3 separate regions of the Homo sapiens genome follow, and regions 2 and 3 are each linked to region 1. Evidence: read pairs that join two places in POLR2A ChIA-PET (ENCODE). Cell type or tissue: PC-9. All regions are shown on one strand.

What was found. ChIA-PET counts read pairs that join two places held together with the same protein. Peaks named below come from ENCODE experiments on the same cell type or tissue, not always from the same donor. Only the 100,000 strongest peaks of a DNase experiment are listed, where the experiment ranks them.
Region 2: POLR2A ChIA-PET joins it to region 1 with 5 read pairs; 1 of 35 experiments calls an interaction of 5 or more read pairs at or near these places.
Region 3: POLR2A ChIA-PET joins it to region 1 with 5 read pairs; 2 of 35 experiments call an interaction of 5 or more read pairs at or near these places.

Annotation. Positions count from the first base shown.
Region 1 is chr16:57,957,251-57,962,250 of GRCh38, forward strand. CNGB1 (cyclic nucleotide gated channel subunit beta 1) reads right to left here. Exons shown (of 33, transcript NM_001297.5): 8 at 3,590-3,665; 9 at 3,232-3,280; 10 at 2,638-2,815; 11 at 1,160-1,235; 12 at 91-127. Among named protein-coding and RNA genes, the nearest start is that of CNGB1, 11 kb to the right of the region's middle. In PC-9, no CTCF peak of the experiment used is centred here; DNase peaks (open chromatin) are centred at 551 and 2,031.
Region 2 is chr16:57,385,545-57,390,544 of GRCh38, forward strand. No RefSeq gene overlaps it. Among named protein-coding and RNA genes, the nearest start is that of CX3CL1, 16 kb to the left of the region's middle. In PC-9, no CTCF peak of the experiment used is centred here; a DNase peak (open chromatin) is centred at 3,067; H3K27ac peaks cover 638 bases.
Region 3 is chr16:57,594,501-57,599,500 of GRCh38, forward strand. All of the region lies in intron 1 of LOC105371291 (a long non-coding RNA gene), which reads right to left. It overlaps LOC107984889 (a long non-coding RNA gene), which reads left to right and starts at 855. Exons shown (of 2, transcript XR_001752212.2): 1 at 855-974; 2 at 2,993-3,647. In PC-9, no CTCF peak of the experiment used is centred here; no DNase peak of the experiment used is centred here.

The sequences.
Region 1 (5,000 bases):
ACAGCCCCCCTGCCCACATACAGTCAGACCCAAGGACACCAAGCAACCCTTCCTAATATGTACATGGGGACTCAGTAATGTGTCACTTACTGGTCTGCACATCACATATCCCAGGGGAGTCAGGCTCCTGCATGGAGAGAGAAAAAAGGGAAAATCCTGCCACGGCCTCTTCACCAGCCTCCCCGTTTCAGCCACACCTTCTAGCACGTGACCTTGACCCACCTCTCCGGGCCTTAGTTGTCCCATGGGATGGAGAAGAGAGTCCCTGCTGTGCCCAGGGCCAATGAAGGATTTGAGGTGGGGGGAGGGGGCTTTGAGAGCTCGAGCCTTGGCTCAAGTGAAGCAAGGTGGGGGTGACCCCAGACAGCCACAGCAGCGGCACCTGCTCAGAGGAGCCAGGCCGAGCTCTTGAGTGACACAAAGGCCCAGGACCTGGCCAGGCCTTCCTCTCTCTGGGGCCTAGACAGCTTTGTTTACGGAACTCTTTACCTCCATTCTCACAGCCCTGGGTATGAGAATGCAGGTAAAGAGTTCTGTAAACAACTGACCATTGGTCAGCTGGGACAACTGCAGTTCTGAGAGGGCCAGAGCTGAGGCCACACAGCCAGGAGAGAGATTAGGCCTCCCACCTCCCAGTTCCAGGTGCTTCTATAAAGACGTCCAATTGCACCCAAGAAAAAAGGGCCAGGTTCCCGGTTCTTGAGGAAGGAAAAGAAGGGGTGACAGAGCTCATGAGCGCTCCCCCTGGCCACTCATGTTGGAGCCCTAGGCTATCAGGAATGCACATAGGGCTGCCGGCTCCTGTGAGCCTTACTTCTTCCCAGAATCTAGGTATCTCTCATTTCTGGACCTTTGCACATGCTTGGAGGCCACCTCCACTGGGAAGCCCTTCTTGATGCTCCCAGGAGGCTCCACTTCTGTGCCCCATATCCTCTCTGCTCCCCCACGGAAGCACCTCCCCCGCTGACTGTGAACTCCTGGCAGGTGGGGCTGGGCCAGCATGTCTCAGGGAGTGGGTGGAATGAACGTGGGCCATGCAGACAGGAAGGCTGGGGGAGCTGGGCTTCTGCCACAGGGCCAACCATCCTCCTCCTTACCCAAGTTCCCAAGACCCCTCCCACCACCACCAGGGCCACCACTCCATGAGCCCAGCACTGACCTGTTCCCCTATTTTCCCATGTAGCACTGGCTGCGGCAAGGCCATCTCCAGCCTGTGCAGGACCCATGCCACCAGCCTGCAGGTGGGAGAGAGTGTGCGGTGTCCAGGTGGGAAGGGTCATGGGTAAACTGAGGCTGGAGTCAGCTCGTTCCCAAGGCAGAAAACAAGCCTGCCAAAAGGCAGAGCCTGCCAGGAGCCAGAGCCCAGGTCTCCAGCCCTGAAGACCATTCTCCCCCCTCTCCACCCTCCCTCGGTGCTCTGGCTATTGTTCAGGCCCTAGCAGGTAGCTCGGCCTCCCCCCACCCTCCCACCCGTTCTCGGAAGGGAGTGCACTTTGGGCATCTCACACATGGAATGTGGCAATACCTGTCCCGATTTCCTTCCCTCCTTCCCTTCTTTTTTCTCCCATCTTTCTTTCTTGACTTGGTGGCCCAGGCTGATGTGATCATATCTCACTCCTGTCTCAGCCCCCTGAGTAGTTGGGACTACAGGCACATGCCATCATGCCCAGCTTTTTTTTTTTTTTTTTTTTAATTTTTTGTAGAGATGGAGTCTTTCTATATTGCCCAGGCTGGTCTCGAACTCCTGCTGCCATGGCTTCCCAAAGTACCGGGATTACAAGCATGAGCCACTGCACCCAGCCTGTATCCCATTTTAAATATATGTATCCTTTGGCCCAGGAACTCCATTTCCACTTATTTATCCTCCAGATTTACTTGTGCGTGAACCCAATGATGCATGCACGGGTTATTGACTGTGGCAAAAGAGTGAAAACAAATGTAAATGTCCACTGAGTGGTTAAATAAAAACTGGTGCATCCATTTAATGCAGCTGTTCAAGAAAGAATGCAGTAAGACCTGTGTGAATAAAAGCACTTCTAAGACACATTTTTCAGGTTAAGAAAAAAAAAAAAGAGGAAGCAGGCCAGGCCGGGTGGCTCATGCCTATAATCCTGGCACTTTGAGAGGCCAAGGCGGTCAGATTGCTTGAGGTCAGGAGTTTGAGACTAGCGTGGCCAACATGGCGAAACCCCGTCTCTACTAAAAATACAAAAGTTAGCCGGGCACCTGTAATCCCAGCTACTCAGGAGGCTGAGGCAGGAGAATCACTTGAACCCAGGAGGCAGAGGTTGCAGTGAGCAGAGATTGCACCACTGCATTCCAGCCTAGGAGACAGAGCGAGACTCGGTCTCAAAAAAACAAACAAACAAACAAACAAAAAAGCAAAGTGCAGACGAGTATGTATAGTTTGCTCCTGTCAGGTGTGTGTTGAAGAAAAGAAAAGTACCCAAAGCTTGAAAGCTTGGACGTGCATAGAAAATGTGGGAAAGGGCACGAAGCTGATGTGGCTGCCTTGGGAAGGAGGCTGCACACATCCAGTTGAATTTTCTTCCAGGTTTCCAGGAGGTTGGGTGTTAGGCGGGGACAAGGTGCTCATCCTGCTCCCTGGTGGGAGGCGCTGCATTGAGGGTGGCTCACCTGGCAGGGTCCCTGGTTGGTGGCAGGGAGGAGGTCTGGGCCTGGGAGCCGGGCTGGGGCTCTGGAGCTGGTGCCTCCTTGGGTTCCTCCTTGGGCTGCAGGGGGATGGGTGTGGGCAGGGAGGGGGTCTCCCGGGCCTGCAGCTTGGGCCCCATTTCCTGGGGGCGTCCTGGAGGCGCTAAGCAGCGGGGAAAGCAGGAGCTAGAGACGCCATCCCTTGAGGGCTTCCTCCAACCCCTCAAGGGCACGGGGCCAGATTCGAGTCGCTAACAGGACTGAATGGGGAGCCCTTTGGGACCACCTCACCCATCCCAATCCTCAAACAGACCAGACAGACAAGGGAACTGAGACCCAGGGAGGGGAAGAGACTTACCCAAGACCCACAAGTCTGTTCCAGGACACTGGCTTCCCAGCCTGGACTGGGGAGGGGATTCTGGTGTCCCCGCCAACAGCCTGCTCCAGGCAAGCCCTGAACCCCGTCCTAGTCTGGGTGGGGGCTAAGGGCCTCTGGGGGATCCTCCAGGGCCCAGTTGATCCCTGAGCCCAGCCCGTGACCATCCCAGGCAGCCCCCTCCCGAGCTCCCCTCCCTGTACCTGGGTCTGAGGCAGCACCTGTAGCAACTGCAGGCTCATCTCTCCAGACCTGGGTGACAAACAGGGCGCAAGGTCATGGGCCATAGCAAGCTCTGTGCGCTTCCCCAACCGCCACTACCAGCTGTGTCCTGGCCCAAGGCGGGTGAGCCGGGGATGGGGGTGGGGGGTGTCTCTCCTTCTGAATCCCGGCCCCCTCTCACAGTCACTCCTCCCCATAGAGGACTCTCCAAAGTGGGGCATCGCCCCCTCATGAGTTCTGGGGTGGGTGGGGACAGCCTGCTGGAGGAGGCAGTCCCTCCTGGGGCCCCAGAAGCCCCCCCATATACTCAACTCCCTGCCTCTCCCTTCCTTGGCTCACCTCAGAGGATTTGGGGGGCTGAGGAAGCACTCTTTCCAGATTCTGCTCCAGCCACAGAAGCAGCCGCAGCCCAGGCCTGCAGAGGGGCCAGTGATCAGCAGAGTGCCCTGAGGGAACCGGCCAGCGCACTAACAGCCCACCTCGGGGCCAGGCCTCAACCAGCCATTCCGTGCCCTCCAATCCTGTTCTGCACAGTGGGGGCCTTGTCCTGGAAACTCTCAAAGGGCCCCAAGCGGGTGGGGAAATCCTGTCAGCCTCCATTTCTGAGCCAGGGCTGGACCAGGCTCTGGAACCACAGCCATGGCCTCCTGGGGCAGCAGGGGAGAGGCAAGAGCCGCTTGAGGACCTGAATGCAGCCCTGGGGGCTCCCTGTGCTGGAACAGACAGGGCTGGCTGGCTGTACAGGAGTGTGACCTGTGCCATCACACAAAGCCTTAGACTTAGAAGGACCTGGTTTTGGTTTCATACTCTGCTGTCACAGTCTGAAAACATTTTAAACAAACTTTTAAGGGGCCTGCATTTGCATTTTGCCCTGGGCCCCACAAATTATGTGGCTGGTCCTAAGATCAAGCATTGGATCCCAAATCCATCTGGCCTCTGGGAAGCTCCACTCTCTTCAGAGAAGCACCATGTTCCCAGGACAACCGGTTCCCCCAAGTATGGCCCAAAAGAAGGCTGGTGAGTCCTCTAGGTGCCCTCATCCTAAATTGCTTTAGTGGTCCCAGGAATCAGCTGCATATGTCTCAGAAGGAAGTAGAGGACCAAAAGACACAGAGAGAGAGCTGCAGCAAGGAATGAATGAATGAATGAATGAATGAATGAATGAATGAGTGAATGAAGTGTGTGATTATATATACGTGTGTTCATTCATGCATTCATTTGTCCCATGTGTGCTGAGTCCTCACTCTGTGGCAGGTGCTGTGCTGGGCACCAAGGGTTCAGTAGTGACCAGGACAAAAGCCCCTGCCCTCAAGGAGCCAGCAGTCTAATGAATGAATGAGTGAAGGAACGAATGAATGGGGTGAATGGAAATGAATGCATGTCTCTGGATTTCCAGCAGAAACTACAAACTGGGAGCTTCAAGCTTACTTTGGAAGTCTACAGTGTCCTGAAAACTTCTTGACTAAAAATTGAGGGTTTTACATAAAAAGCTAGATTTCTAGCTTCTCTGGAAAACCTGGAGGATCTGGCCACACAGGGCCTAAACGCCAGCAAGGAAGAGGCAGTTGAAACCAAGCAGGGCCCCTTCTCGGAGCTCCCTGGCTCCCCTCTTCGCCACAGTCCCCCTGCCAGTCTGCCACCCTTACTGATGGGGCAGCCACCCCTCCCTGAGTCAGCTCTGAGAACTCAGACACTGAGGCCAGCCCAGGCACCCTGATGTCCCCCACAGTGATCCAAGCCCTGCTTCCAG
Region 2 (5,000 bases), 570 kb before region 1:
GTGGTGGCCCCTAAGCTCTTCAGTGTTCTGGGAAGCTTCATAAGAGCTGTTGTGTACAGTTGTGCAGGTTGGAAACTGCGCAAGGCTGCCACAGACCAAGTCCAGCCTACTGGTATCCAATATTTCATGAATGTTAGGATGCATCCTTTTCACACTGTGACATGTGTGGAATTGAGACTCGTTTTGTAATCAATGGCTTGTCACAGCTTAATTGGCAGGCTTTTTTTCTTTATTAGTAATTTGTTAAATATCAGAACATCTTACCATCAATCGTATCTTAGATTCAATGTCTACATGAATGGTGTTTTTTAGTAGGCAGGTCCAGGCAGCAGCTGCCATTTGAGATAGAGCAGGCTTGGGTCAGCAATCCCGTTTCCTACCATCCCCTCCACCTCCTGGATCTCCTGGACCTTGTGGCCACATCAGTTACCATTTATCATTGCTTTTCTTTTGTTTTTCTTATAGTGAGGATATTTTTCTCTGAGCCAAGTCTCCATCAAAAGTAGGTCAAAGGCTGGCGCGGTGCCTCACACCTATAATCCCAGCACTTTGAGAGGCCGAGGTGGGTAGAGCACTTGAAGTCAGGAGTTCGAGACCAGCCTGGCCAACATGGTGAAACCCTGTCTCTACTAAAACTACAAAAATTAACCAGGTGTCATGGCACACCCCAGTAATCCCACCTACTTGGGAGGCTGAGGCAGGAGAATGGCTTGAACTTGTGAGGCAGAGGCTGCAGTGAGCTGAGATCGCGCCACTGCACTCACTCCAGCCCAGGTGACAGCGAGACTCCGTCTAAAAAAAAAAAAAAAAGTAGGTCAAGGAAAGCCAGACCATGATGGGCACATGGCTTCTCTCATACCCTGCTGGCTTCCCTTGTTTCACTACCTGCTAAACCTCATAGATTCGGGCTTGTAGGAATCACTCTGCCTCTGTGCAATGCTGTAAATTGCGGCTCTCCCCCTGCCGTGAGCTCCCCCTGCTCTGCCCCAAACTCAAGCTTGTGTAGCTTTCGCCCCTTCCCACCCCCAGGAAGGAGCTCCACCGCAGGCCTGGTTCCAGCCCCCAAACTCTCCCTGCACACCACCCACCAGCAACACAAGACACCAACAGAGGCTTTGAAATGAAAAGATGTGTCTCTGTCTTTTCATCACATTCTTAGGTAAGATTGCAACCTTCTCAGCAGGCTCAGGATGAGAAGTAGGAGTGGGAGAGACTTGTATGCTGGCTCAGTCCAGAGCAATTCCCCAGGGATCCTGGAGTGTTTGTGTAGTTTCATTTTCTTTCAGTTTCAGAGCTAAATGTTAGCTGAAGCCATTCCCACAATTAATGCACAGTTTGAATGGGACCATTTTTTTGTTTTTTTGAGACAGAGTCTCACTCTGCCACCCAAGCTGGAGTGCAGTGGGTGATCTTGGCTCACGGCAGCCTCCACCTCCCAGGTTCAAGGGATTCTCCTGCCTCAGCTTCCTGAGTAGCTGGGACTACAGGCGCGTGCCACCATGCCCAGCTAATTTTTTTTTTTTTGTATTTTTAGTAGAGATGGGGTTTCACCACGTTAACCAGGATGGTCTTGATCTCCTGACCTTGTGATCCACCCCCCCTCGGCCTCCCAAAGTTCTGGGATTACAGGCATGAGCCACCACACCTGGCCCTTGACCTACTTTTGATGGAGACTTGGGCTCAGAGAAAAATATCCTCACTATAAGAAAAACAAGAAGAGCAATGATAAATGGTAACTGATGTGGGCACAAGGTATGGGGGATCCAGGAGGTAGAGGGGATGGTAGGAAACAAGAGAGCTGACCCAAGCCTGCTCTATCTCAAATGGCAGCTGCTGCCTGGACCTGCCCACTGTCACCCTGGGGGAGTACGGGTGTTATTATATAACATTAGTTATAAAATAATAGCAGACATTGTTCATGTAATGTTTACCATGTGCCAGGCAATGTGTGAAATTCTTTATGTACAATGATCCTCATCTTACTAGTGATGAAAGCAAGGCTCTCAGGTTGGGCGTGGTGGCTGAAGCCTGTGGTCCCAGCACTTTGGGAGGCAGAGGCCGGCAGATCACTTGAGCCCAGAAATTAGAGACCAGCCTGGGCAACATGGTGAAACCACATCTCTATAAAAATACAAAATTAGCTGGGTGCAGTGGCATGTGCCTGTAGTCCCTGTTACTTGGGAGGCTGAGGTGGGAGAATCACCTGAGCCCAGGGAGGTCAAGGCTGCAGTGAGCCATGATCATGCCTGTGCATTCCAGCCTGGACAAAAGAGCAAGACCCTGCCTCAAAAAAACAAAAAAAAAGAAACAGGGGAGACAGAGAGAGAGAGAGAGAGAAAGGGAGAGAGAGAGGAGGCAAGGAAGGAAGGAAGGGAGGGAGGGAAGGGAGGGAGAGGAAGGAAGGAGAGAGAAAGAGAAGAAAGAAAGAAAGAGATGAAAGAAAAAGAGGAAAGAAAGAAAGAAAAGAAAAAGAAAAGAAAGAAAGAAAAAGAGAGAAAGGAAAGAAAGAAGGAAAGGAAGAGAAAGAGAAAGAAAGGAAGAGAGAAAGAAAGAGAAAGAAAAGAGAAAGAGAGAAAGAAAGAAAGAAAAAGAAAAGAGAAAGGCTCTCAAATGACATGTGACTTGCTCAGGGTGAAGCAGCTTATAAGCAGCAGAGCAGGGATAGAACTCAAGGTCTTTCTCCAGAACTCAGCCTGAGCATTACAGAGAAAAGTGTGAGACACAGACTCTCAAAAGTGTAGGCTCCTGAGCCCCACTTCTGACCTGCTGAGTTCAGGCTTCAGGCGTGGGGGTCGCCCCTTCAAGCTGCACCATTCTCCCACCCCCGCCTCAGCCTCCTTCTCTCTCCTCTTCCTCAGTCCACCCTGCACTGCCTCCAAATTAGGGGATTTGATGCCTGTCCAAAGTTTTGGAGCCCACTGCACCGGACCACCGGCTCCCACCCCCCAAGGTTCTCAGGCCCTGAGCTTCTCACCCTCTGATCTTTGCCATTGAGTCCCCTGTGTCCTCTGTACATTCCCCAAAAGGGTGAGGCCAGACAGAAAAACACAGAAATGAATGGCTGGGAATTTCCTGCTTGAGGTTGAATAACAGGTGCCCGGAAGGCATGGTGTATTTGTGTGTATTGCGTGTATGTGTGTTGTGTGTGTGAGCATTATGTGTATCTGTGTAGTATGTGTGTATATGTGTAATATGTGTGTATATGTGTATATGTGTATTGTGTGCATGAGTGTAATATGTGTGTATATGTGTATATGTGTATCGTGTGTATGTGTGTAGTATGTGTGTATATGTGTATAGTGTATTGTGTAGTATGTGTGTGTATATGTGTGTGTGCATTGTGTGTATGTGTGTAGTATGTGTGTATATGTGTGTGTAGTGTATGTGTGTGGTATGTTTGTATATGTGTGTATGTGTATTGTGTGAATGTGTGTAGTGTGTCTGTGCATTGTGTGTATGTGTGTAGCATGTATATATGTGTGTATGTGTATTGTCTGTATGTGTGTAGTGTATGTATGCATGTGTTTATGCATATACGTATATGTGTATGTGTGTGCTGTGCATATGTGTGCATTGTACATATGTGTCGTGTATATATGTGTGTAGTGTATGTATGTATGTTTATATGTATGTGTGTATGTGTGTACTATGCATGTGTGTGTAGTGTGTGTATGCATGTGTATGTGTGTATTGTGCATGTGTGTGCATTTTGTGTATGTGTCGTGTATATGTGTGTATTCATGTAGTGTATGTATGCATGTGTTGTGTGTATGTGTGTATGCATGCATATGTGTATACTGTGCATGTGTGTGCATTGTGTGTATGTGTAGTGCATGTTTGTATGAGTGTGTGTAGTTTGCATATGCGAGTGTTTATGTGTATGTGTGTATATGTGTGTTCTGTGTGTATATGTGTCTGTGCTCTGCACATGTGTGTCTGTGTGTGTGCGCACATGCCCAGTTCCTCCCAGATGTACATAAGCGCTCAGGAGACCACCCGTGCCCTGTTCACTTCTGCTCAGACATGTGCTTTCCTGGATAAATAATGATTTAGCTGCAAAGACTTAAGAAAAGATCTACTGCCAGGCTGGCTTTCCTGAACTGGCAGCAAAGTTCAATGACTGAAACCCAAGCAGGATCTCTTTAATCATGCCAAACTGAGGTGGGGAGTGTGCCTCTGAACCCAGGAGAATTCCAGAGCAGCACATGTTTTGAAGAGATGCCCCTCTCTTACCTTCAGGGGATCCTGTTATCTTCAGAGGCCAGAATAGGATTATTTGCAATGAGCAATTTCTAGCAATGCAGGAGCAAAACATAACATGGGACTCCCTGGCTGCATGACTTTGGGCAGGTTACTTAACCTCTCTGGGTCTTGGTTTTCTCTGTTGTAAAATGGGAATAACAACAACTCATCTCAGGGGTGAAGGTATCATGAGATAACCCTTAAACATGTAGAAAAATGACATTCCCATAGTGAGCTCTCAATAAACAGACGTATGATCATGCAATAGATGTTTTCAAAGGGTTTGAAGTAACCTATTTATATTTGCTTTTGTTATTGGGTACCCAAACAAGACTATAGAATTATAAGATATCTATAAAGAAACGCAGTCTTCTTGGTTTTCAGTAAAGTAGGGTGAAGAAACATTATAGTGTCATTAACGAGAGCAGAATAATTTGTGACTGAGTGCAGTGGCTCACACCTGCAATCTTAGCACTTTGGGAGGCCAAGGCAGGAGGATTGCTTGAGGTCGGGAGTTTGAGATCAGCTTGGGCAGCATAGTGATACCCTATATATACAAAAAATAAAAAATTAGCCGGGCATGGTGGCACACATCTGTATTCCCAACTATACAGGATGTTGAGGCAGGAGGATTGCTTGAGCCAGGAGTTTGAGGTTACAGTGAGCTATGACTGCACCACTGCACTTCAGCCTAGGTGGCACAGTGAGACCCTGTTTCGAAAAATAAATAAATAAATTGATTAATTAAAAAATAATCA
Region 3 (5,000 bases), 360 kb before region 1:
ACTCCGTATGGCTAATTTGGGGAAATCTCATGGGTGGGTCGTGATGGCTCATTGTTATTTTAAGTTGTATTTCCATGGCATGTATTTATCGGCCAGTTGGATTTCCTCTTTTGAAGTGCCTATTCAAATGCTTTTCCAGCTTCTTATTGGGTCATTTGGCTCTATAGCAGACACATCTGGGGCCAGCATCACTCTGATTTCAGCCTCCATGTCATGGAGCCTCCCACTGCCAGAAAGCCAGTCTTTCCACATTCTACCCAGGGACTCATCCAACCATGTGGGAAAGCCTGGAATGGTGGAGAAATGCCCCAGCCTCCTGACCTTCATGGAAACAACCCTGGAACTCTCAGGGGTCTTGGAGGTCCCAAAGGAACCCAGTCTTCAGTACCTACAGCAGTGACCTTGACAATGCCCGTGAACTGGGTTTCTACCTCCCTCCCCCACCAACTCTGCTGCTGGCATGACCTTCTAGATATACTGCCTGTACCCAAGTCCTTGTCTCAGGCTCACTCTTCATTTCTTCCTTGTCGATTTGTAGGAGCTATTTATGTATTCTGAATAGTATTCCTTTGTCAGTTATATTATTGTCAATATATTCTCCCATTCTATGAGTTTTCTTTTTCACTTTTTTTTCCCTGCCGTCTTTTGACAAACAGACATTCTTTAGTTTAATATATTCTAATTGATTAAACTCTTACTTCTGGTTAGTGTTTTTTTGTGTTTTTTTTTTTTTTTTCAGAAATCCTTCCCTGCTCCAAAGTTTATGTTATGGCTTGGAAGTTTAATAGCTTTTCACCCTTAGGTCTTTAATTGATTTTGGTAACTGGTATGTGCTAGGGTCAAATTTCATTTTTTTTCCCGTAGGGATACCCAACTGTTCTAGCACCATTTATTGAAAAGTCAACTCTTCCTTCAATATTCAGAAATGTCACCTCTGTCATAAACCAGGCAGCCACATGTGTATTAGACTGCTGGTGAGTGCCCTATCTTGTATATTTCTGCATGTCTTAAATTAGTTCTCAATTAAGTTTTAGAATTTTATCTGGGTTTTGCACATTTCTAGTTAGATTTATTTCTCAGTACTTGATATATTTTGAAGTATTATAAATGATGGTCATATTAGTTATCATGGCCATGTAACAAATCACTCCAACACTCAGTGGCTAAAACAACAAAATTTATCTCCCCATTTTTGTGGGCCAGGAATCCAGGGGTAGCCTAGCTAAGTGGCAATGGCTCAAGGTCTCTTATGAGGTTTCAGTCAAGTTGGAGGACAGGGCTGAGGTCTCATCTGAGGGCCTGACTGTGGAGGTGATCCACAGGGCTGCCTCATGACATGGCAGCTAGCTTCACCCAGAGCAAGTGATCTGAGAGAGAGAGATAGTATCAGAGAGAGAGAGAGAGAGAGAGATAGTATTCAAGATGGAAGCCACACTCTTTATAACCTAATATCAGAAGAGACATCCCATTATTTCTGCCATATTCTATTCATTAGAAGTGAGGCACTAAATCCAGCCCATACAAGAAGATGAGATTACCCAAAGGTGTGAATACCAGGAGGTAGGGTTCACTGGGAGACTTCCTTAGAGGCTGCCTATTGCAGTGATTTTTTAAAAATCTTCATTTCCTGATTCTTATGGCTACTATATAATTTTACATAATTGTTATTTTTTTTTGAGATGCAGTCTCACTCTGTTGCCCAGGCTGGAGTGCAGTGGTGCCATCTTGACTTACTGCAACCTCTGCCTCCCAGGTTCAAGTGATTCTTGTGCCTCAGCCTCCTGAGTAGTTGGGATTACAGGCACATGCCACCATGCTCAGCTAATTTTTGTATTTTTAGTAGAGATGCTGTTTCACCATGCTGGCCAGGCTGGTCTTGAACTCCTGGCTTCAAGTGATCCACCTGCCTCAGCCTCCCAAAGTGCTGAGACTGCAGATATGAGCCACTATGTCTGGCCTCACAATGAAGTTTTAATATTGATTTTTGTATTCAGCAACCTCGCTAAACTCTCTCATTGAATATAATAGTTTATCTGTGGATCGCTTTGCATTTTTCATATACTCGTCATATCATCCGTGAATGATAAAGTTCATTTTTATCTTTCCAATCCTTGTATGTTTTATTTTATTTATTTTCCTTGGTACACAGGCCAGGTCTTACAGAACAAGAGTTTAACAGCTGTGGTAATAGTGAGCTTCCTTATCTTGTTGCCAATCTCCAAGGAAAAGTTTTTAACAGTTTCACCTGAAAGTATACTATCTGTTGTAGTGTTTCATATACCTGTATATTAGATCAGATATTATCAGATTTAGGGAGTTCCCTTCTGTTTCCAGTTTGCTAAGGGTTTTTGTTTGTTTTAAAATCATGAATGAATGTTGAATTTTGTCAAACATCTCTTTGCATATATTGCGATCATTATTAGAATTTTCTACTTTGATCTTTTAATGTCATGAATTACATTACTTTTTTTGGTAATGTAAAATATGTATTGCATTTGTTAAACCTAACATTATCCTTTTATATGTTACTGGATTTAGTTTACTAATTTTTTAAAAGAATTTTTGCATCTATGTTCTTGAGAAAGAGTAGCCTGTAATTTTTCTTTCTCATACTGTCTAGTTGGGTTTTGGTGTCAAGAGTATGCCAGCCTCATAAAACAAGTTTGAGTCTTCATAAGAGTTTGGGGCCAACTTGGAATTATTATTTATTCCTAGAATGTTTGGTATAACTTGCCAGTGGAACTGCCTGGCCTTAAGTTTTCACTGTGGGAAGATTTTTGAGTATAAATACAAATTCTATGTCTAGGACTGCTCAGAATTTCTATTTCTACTTATGTCAATTTAGGTAAGCAATGCTTTTCTAAGGCTTTTTATAAAATTTAAATTTATTGGCATAAAGTTGTTCACAATATTATCTTTTTATATAATTATGGTCATAATAATGTTCTCCTTTTTCTATCTGACATAGGTTATTTGTGCTTTTCTTTTCTAGTGTCTTCGTTATTTCTCCAGAGGTTTGCCAATTTTACTAATCTCTTCAAAGATCCAATTTTGATTTTTGTTCATTTTCTTAATTGTATGCTTACTATTTTATTAGCTTGTGCTTTGGTCTTCCGTATACTTTTTTTGGGGGGGGGTTGAATTTACTATTCTTTTTCTAAGCTCTTTGAAATGGATGATTAGCTCATTAATTTTAAGTCTTTACTCTTTTCTATTATATGCTATATATTTTCCTGTAAGTATTAACTTTAGAAAAATTTCCTACCAGCTTTGATATATATGATATTTTCATTATTATTCACTTCAAAATGTTTTTAGTTTTTAATTGTAACTTCTCTGTGATATAAAGAAGTATGACTTTAAATTTTCCACATTATGGGGATTTCCTAGTTTTTTTTTTATTGATTTTAGCTTAATTATATTGTGGTCAGATCAACATTACATGAATTAGAAATTTATCAAGATTTGTTTTAGGCTCAGAATATGAGCCAAATTTGTAAATGTTCTGCTTGAAACATGTATCTTACAACAATTGTGTGCAGTATTCTACATATGCTCATTAAGTCTAGTTTATTAACAGAGTTCTTCAAATCTTTTATACCCTTTTGTCTCGTTTTTAAAATTAAACTGAAAACGGTGTCTTAAAATCTTCTATTATGGCTGTTGATTCTTCCATAGTCCTATTAAGTTTTGCTTATATATTTTGAGATTATGTTGTAGGCACAAATTTAATATTGTTATGTCTTCCTAGGAACTTTTGCTATCTTTTCCTCTGGTTTTTGCCTTAAAGTTTATTTTGTCTTTCATGAATATAAATACTTACATCTGCCTTTGTGTGTGTGTGTGTGTGTGTGTGTGTGTTTGTTAGATTCAGGGAGTACATGTACTTGTTTGCTACATGGGTATTACACGTGTAATGGTGCAATTGGGCCTCTGGTATACCCATCATTCAAATATTGGACACTGTACCCCATAGGTGATTTTTCAACTTTCTCTTCACTAGTATTTTTACCTTATTACTTTAAACTTTATTCTTATGCTTTAAATGTATCTCTTCTTTTGTAAACACCATAATTCCCCTCCCCCCATTCCAAATCAAGTCTGAAATTCTTTGCCTTTTAACAGGAGCATTTAGTTCATTTACATTTAATGTATATGTAAATGTAAATACAGTGTATACTTTGTAAATGTTTAGAATTAAATCTATTACTTTAGCTTATCTGCTTATTCATTCTATTCTTTTTCTCTTCTGTCTGGACTTAAAAAATGATCTGCATATATTTTATCATTTAATTTTGTCCCTTAGCTTGTTTGAAATGACATACTGTTTCTATTCCTTTAGTGCAGGGATTAGAGACCTTTTCTCTGTAAAGGGCCAGATAATATATATTTTATGGTTTGTGGACCACAGTCAGTGGGTTTTTTTAGGGTCTGTGGGCCGAAGTCAGATTTTTTATAGCCATTTAAAAATCTAGAAACCATCCTTAGCTTGCAGGCTATATAAAAACAGGCTGAAATCTGTATTTAGCCCATGGGCCATAGTGTGTAACCTCTTCTAGTGTTCACTCTAGAAATTATAACATGCACACTTAACTTATCAAAGCCTACAATTAATGAAAACCTTTACCCCTCTGGACAACACATTGATATTAGAACATTTTGAGTCTATTGCCTTCCTAACCCCAATTCCTATGTTATGTTGTCTGGTATTTACATTTTATTCCAAACTCTACTAGATATGATCATTACTCTTTTTTTTTTTTTTTTTGAGACAGAGTCTTGCCCTGTTGCCCAGGCTGGAGTGCAATGGCACGATCTCGGCTCATTGCAACCTCCAAGGTTCCAAGGTTCAAATGATTCTCCTGCCTCAGCCCCCCGACTAGCTGGGATTACAGGTGCGTGCCACCACGCCCAGGTAATTTTTTGTGTCTTTAGTAGAGATGAAGTTTCACCATGTTGGCCAGGCTGGTCTCAATCTCTTGACCTCGTAATTTGCCCAC